Linked DNA regions of Homo sapiens: region 2 is linked to region 1. The links are chromatin loops, found by intact Hi-C in ENCODE. Cell type or tissue: endothelial cell of umbilical vein. All regions are shown on one strand. Links, peaks and the distances in the headings refer to the core of each region. The heading gives the core; the rest is flanking DNA.

The links. Peaks named below come from ENCODE experiments on the same cell type or tissue, not always from the same donor. Only the 100,000 strongest peaks of a DNase experiment are listed, where the experiment ranks them.
Region 2: a loop joins it to region 1, with 8 times the contacts of the local background. A loop is called at or near these places in 3 of 110 quality-filtered maps.

The regions. Positions count from the first base shown.
Region 1 is chr1:200,177,766-200,180,674 of GRCh38, forward strand. No RefSeq gene overlaps it. Among named protein-coding and RNA genes, the nearest start is that of NR5A2, 150 kb to the left of the region's middle. In endothelial cell of umbilical vein, for the core only: no CTCF peak of the experiment used is centred there; DNase peaks (open chromatin) are centred at 776 and 1,766; H3K27ac peaks cover 1,866 bases.
Region 2 is chr1:200,034,914-200,037,822 of GRCh38, forward strand. All of the region lies in intron 1 of NR5A2 (nuclear receptor subfamily 5 group A member 2), which reads left to right. Among named protein-coding and RNA genes, the nearest start is that of NR5A2, 8.7 kb to the left of the region's middle. RefSeq lists an enhancer at 1,012-1,912. In endothelial cell of umbilical vein, for the core only: no CTCF peak of the experiment used is centred there; no DNase peak of the experiment used is centred there; H3K4me3 peaks cover 507 bases; H3K27me3 peaks cover 1,531 bases.

The DNA.
Region 1 (2,909 bases), core at 239-2,738:
ATTCTCATATTAAAGCCCCTTGCACAAAAGGATTTGATACACTAGTCAGAGGAGTAGCGGGAATTTGAACCTAGGCAGTTTGACTCCAGAATCAACACTCTTAAACACTACACCATTCTGTCTCTAGACCAGGAGGACACTTCAGATTTGCTTCAAAAGGCAAAGATAGGCCGGGCGCGGTGGCTCACGCCTGTAATCCCAGCACTTTGGGAGGCCGAGGCGGGCAGATCACCTGAGGTTGGGAGTTCAAGACCAGCCTGACCAACATGGAGAAACCTCGTCTCTACTAAAAATACAAAATTAACCGGGCATGGTGGCACATGCCTGTAGTTTCAGCTATTTGGGAGGCTGAGGCAGGAGAATCCCTTGAACTCGGGAGGCAGAGGTTGCGGTGAGCTGAGATCGCGCCATTGCACTCCAGCCTGGGCAACAAGAGCAAAACTCAGTCAAAAAAAAAAAAAAGGCAAAGATATTGGAGAAAATCAGACATCAGGTCACCTCAAAGTATATAGATATTTATCAATAACCCAAACATAAAGCCTTTATACTTTATGGATGTTAAGCCTAAAAAGTAAGATGCCCATGTTCTAGAAATTAGCCTCCTTCAGTACCATTGTGGCTTTGCAGATGTTTAAGGCAATAAAATAACTATGAAATCCATTTTCAAAATTAATAAAACCTCTATTACAAAATAGTGTAACAGCCACAAAACACTTAACAATGTTTAGGAAACATTACGGTCCAGCCTCCCACTTTACACTCCACCCTTCCCATCCCTACTCTGGGCCAAGATAAGCAGGAAGTGCTCATTCTTTCCCAAGCAGATGCCAATTTTTCTTAGGATCCTACAAAAAGATACCATGGAGTCCAACCCAAAATACTGCACTTAGAGTCCAGTGAGTATGAAACTTAAACTTATTTTATTTTTATTTTTATTTTTGCCCAGGCTGGAGTGCAGTGGCACGATCTCAGTTCATCAACCTCTGCCTCCAAAGCTCAAGCAATTCTCCCACCTCCACCTCCCGAGTAGCTGGAACCACAGGCATGCACCACCACACTCAGCTAATTTTTTATTTTTTGTAGAGATGAGGTCTTCTTATATTGCCCAGGTTGGTCTCGAACTCCTGGGCTCAAGTGATCCTTCTGCCTTGGCCTCCCAAAGTGCTGGGATGACAGGCATGAGCCACTGTCCCTGGCCAAAACTAAGATTTTTAAGCAACTAAATAGCGGGCTACAAAACGCATCCCCCTTTTCAACCTGTAACTAGAAAGAACTTTTTAAATTATTCTTGCTGACATTCCATGAAATATGAAAATACATATTCATATTTAAATGAACTATAATTATCATACAGAACAGTGTAGAATTTGATAAATATTTACATATGTATACATCCAGGTAATCATCACACAGGTCAAGCAAGATAAAGCACATGGATTTTAAAAAATGTTTTTATAAGCGGTTATATACTTTAAAAAAAAAAAATTGGTGGAGAGAGCGTTTCTCCAAAGCCCAACCTGGCAATTGGCAGGGCTCATTCTGATGAGTACAGAGGCCTCCCTTCCACGCACGGAGATGCTAAATCCATCAGCATGAGGCAGCCTCTAAGAAAAACCGGCCCATGCTGATATGCATTTGATTGTTATATCTGATATTCAAAATAACTTTGAAGAGGTTCGTACTTTTAACTAAGTTTGACGTTCAGTTTGAAGCCATCTCTGATGTATATTTTTATGAGAAACATGTGGAAAGTTTGTTCAACATAACGCAGGTCAAAATGCTACAATACTTAGTGATTTTGACATTTCCCTGGAATAATAAAGACCAATTTTCCTTAACACTGAACAGGAAGTGTATAGTTTAGTCACTCAAAATAAATATTCTTGCAATGCTTTATTGCTGTTTCATGTAGGCATTTGTTTTATGTTAAGTTAGGAATTAATAATTCAGTGACTAACAGACTGTGATTGTGGTTTTGTTTGTAGAAAAGCTAAGAACCAATCTAAGAAACATTGTATGTTTGTTGCTGGAAAAGAGAGAAAGGGGCAAAGGGGGATGAAATTAGACTAATTGCTGAGTATTCCCTTGAGTGAGTTTGAAACTAAACTATCAAGAAGGGAGGAGGCTTGAAAGCACTGGAGTCTCCATGCCCTTCCTGAGTTGATGGGAGCACAGATCAGACCTGAGTCGGCCCCAGAAGGCACTGGGGATCCTGGTCCAAGCTCCATAGACACCAGATCAGATCCCAGACTGTTCTTAGGATCATGTTAGTCACAGCCAAGGAGAGACAGGAGTTGTCCTTCCAAGGAGACAAGGTGTGGATGCCTGATTCGTGTCTAACTTTTACTTTGCAGAGCACGCCCACTCTCTCGTCTCACCTGACCCAGCAGCAGCCCCCTGTCCTCGGTGGGCTTGGGCACCCTACCCCTCAGAGTGTGAAGCCCAGCCCAGGGAGCTATGCGTGGGCTGGGGCCTCTCAGTACTTTAGTAACAGGAATTGAAGTCCCTCCCGCTCCCCTGCCACCATGGACATCTCCCGCACGGAAGCCGTCACAGGCTGTTCTTCCTCACCTCTCCTTCTTCCCACATGGCCTCAGTATCCAAGCCCTACCAGTTACTTTTCCTATTTTTCTCCCCAGTCAGTCTCCCCCTTCCTTCCTTGCAGATTTGGAGCAGGCCTTTGGCATTTCTTGCCTTGAATTATGCACTAGCCTCTGGGCTGATCTGCTATCAATCTGAACATACCCCAAACCTCACTCCATAGAGCACCCAGAGCCATCTCCCTAATTCAAAGCTGATAATGTCATTCGCTCACTTACAGTCCTCCAATGCCTGGTATTTTCAGGAAAAAGTCAACTCCTACTATGGCATCCAGGTCTTTCCTGGCACAGCCTCTGCCTACCTTCCCA
Region 2 (2,909 bases), core at 283-2,782, 140 kb before region 1:
CCGTCTGTTTCTAATACAAAGCGCTCGGGATGAGGGCGGGTGGAGCCTACGGGCGTGGGCGGGTAGCCCAGCCCTCTGAGCCAGGGAATGAAACTGGAGTTCTGGCTAAACTTTTCAGAGAAAGGCAAAAGCAGCTTCTGATGGGTTTTTCGGCTGGGAGGGGCGGAAAAATTAGGCAGACCCGGAGCTCCCGTAGGCTGAAAAACTTGCTCCTCTTCCCCCTCGGGCTATCCTGGCCTAGTAATGGAGATCTGAAAAAAATCTAGACTTCTTTCGGGGTCTAAAAGGTAGATATGTGGGACGAAAAAAGTAATTGTCCTGGTTTCTTAAAAAGCACCAAAAAGTGGGAATGGAAGAGAAGACGGGAGAAATTGTTTCGAAGGAGGAAGGTATTGCAAGTTTTGTGCAAGTTTGGGTGGGTCATCTACCCAGGCGCGCGGGGAAAGATGTGTCTGCCACACCTTTTGCGAGCCCAGGAAACTTGAACCGCTCCTGAAAATCCTGATATTTTTTCCCGCTGCAGCCCGCACGGGTCAAGCGCGCGGGGGCTGACCAACACTTTCCAGGTCAGGTCGAGTTGATTGCTCCCAGCTCACGCTCCGAAATGCGGTGCTGAACCACGGGAAGGAGGGGGTGGGGAGGAAGGCAGGCAGTTGCATCCTCGCGAGTGGGGAGTGCGAGGCCTCCTCAGCTCCAGCCAGCTGGGTGAATGGGGCGCGCACGGCCCCGTAACGCCGAGCGTGGATAAAATATGCTAGGACTGCGCTTCTCCGGCTCATCAAGGCTGCGGGAGCCTCCCCGAGCCATCATCCTTCGTAATTGCAACCGTCAATCAACACTTTAAGACAAAGTCAGAACCGGGAAGGGCGAGCCCTGGAGACCTGTCTCGTCGGAAAGAAGGAGGTGGAGGGGAGGTGGGGGAAAAGGAGAGAAGTTTGCCAGAAGTTGGCAGAGGGAGTGCAAAGAAATTGAGAACGCGCAAGGTAGTTGAGCAGAGCTGTCCCCCGGTCTCACCACAGACTCCCAGGCCTCCCGGGTTCTAGTCTCTGGTCTCCGCCACCAGTTACAATTCCCGCAGCGGTAAGTACGGGGTGGGTTCCTAAGTGTGCTTACACTAAGAGGTACAGTGGCAGTTGCTAAGATGTCCCCGGCGGAGGATGAGATGCGTCTGTCCACCCGCGGTAGGTGTATTTATGGGTCAGTGCAGACCACCGCTGGCGCCGGCGTTTAGACCACACAGACCCGGTTCCACCTACTTACATCTCAACTGCTTTCCCTTCCCGCAGCCACTTGGCTGTCTTCATATTGTGGCCTCGGGAACCCAGAACCATTCTCAAATAACCCATCTTAGACACCGCAAACTCGGGTTCCTCCTCCCACAGCTTCCTTTCGGAGAGGGCTTTCTGGGGGACGCCCAGACCCGTCCAAGGTCACTGAGCTAGCGGGTCCCCGGCTTCAACAGGGGTCCCTTGCCCAGCAGAATTGAAGGGTCAAAGGACCAGAGTGAGTGCTCAGAGGGAGGAGGGAGTTCTGAGGGAGAAGAAAGGGTGCACTTGGAGGGCAGTAATGAGCTTGACGCTGGAAGCCTGGTGCCGCCGCCCCTGCCTCTGCCTCTTGGATGGAGACCCAGCTGCTTCCTTAAATCCCTTGCAGAGCTACCTGAGGAAGGTTTGTGTGCCCTCGGGTCTCTGGCAAGAATCAATTCCAGTGGAAGATTCCTTGCCTTGTCCACTGCTGGCGGGGATCTTGACATCCTTCCAGGGGATCTGAAATAGGGCTGCCCCCAGGGAGCGTTTCCCATCGTCGAGTTAAAGGCCTGGAGCGCCGAGGGCTTAGGCTTCTGAGCTAGGAGTTCCCTTGGTTCTTAGGAAAGGTCGTTTTCTCTCGCTCGAGACTTTCTGCTCTTTCAGTCCCCCTCCATTTCGCTGCTACGCTTAGGTTTTGGCCTGGACTAGACTTTCAAAGCAAAGGAAAGGGCTTCCCTCCGTGATACAAGCTCCTGCGTTAATTTTTTAAAGCATGGATTTTTAAAACCCAGTCCCCAGCCACCGTTCCCTCCCGCACCCCTCCCATTTTGTGAGGATTTTTCTTTCCTGGAAAGTCCACCTGTGGAGAGATAAATGAGTGCCAGCTGGCCTTTTGCCACCACCACTCTCCATCTTTCGGGGATGTGGTGGGAGGGTAGACTGGCATGGACCAAGAAGTCGCTAGTGTGGCCTAAGCAAGTCCCTTCTGGCCCTGGCAGCTGGCGTTATGAGCATGGTCACAAAGCTTGTCTCACTAGGTCAGCCTCAGCCTCAGGTTCAGCCTCAAGCCAAGGCAGGGTTTCTTGATACACTACAATTTCAAGGTCCTGTCAGACCCTCTTTCAACTTCTTTCAACTCTCCTAACTTCCCCCGGCTTCACCAAGCAGAGGTGAAATCACCACCACACACTAGGGGTTGGAGGTTTCCTCTTAGGACCAAGCGTTTGGAGTCCTGCATCCTTGCCATGCTAGGGTCTGGGAAAGGTGCTGTATCATAAGTGCACCCATAAATTCTTCGCATTGCTGTGGGAGGAGGTTCTTCTTAATTAAGGCTTTGAAATAAACTGATTTTCAAAGTTCACGAGCAAAGCAGGGCAACCACTGCAGTGAGCCCTGAAACTGACTCCCTTTCTTTATTTTCTTAGTTCTCAGTGATACTTAAAACAACTAGGAATACTGAAATGTAGTGACAGTGATACTTGATACTATCACAAAAATTGGAGCTTTTGGCAACTTCAGCCCACTTCTCCATACAAACTAATGGACAGGCCTTCATAAGTTTAAATGTTTCCACGAAACCTGAAGTTGCTACTAAAGCTGAAGTCTAAATAACTTTGATCCTGAATATATATTGAAGAGCAAAATGACAAATCAATTAAGAGT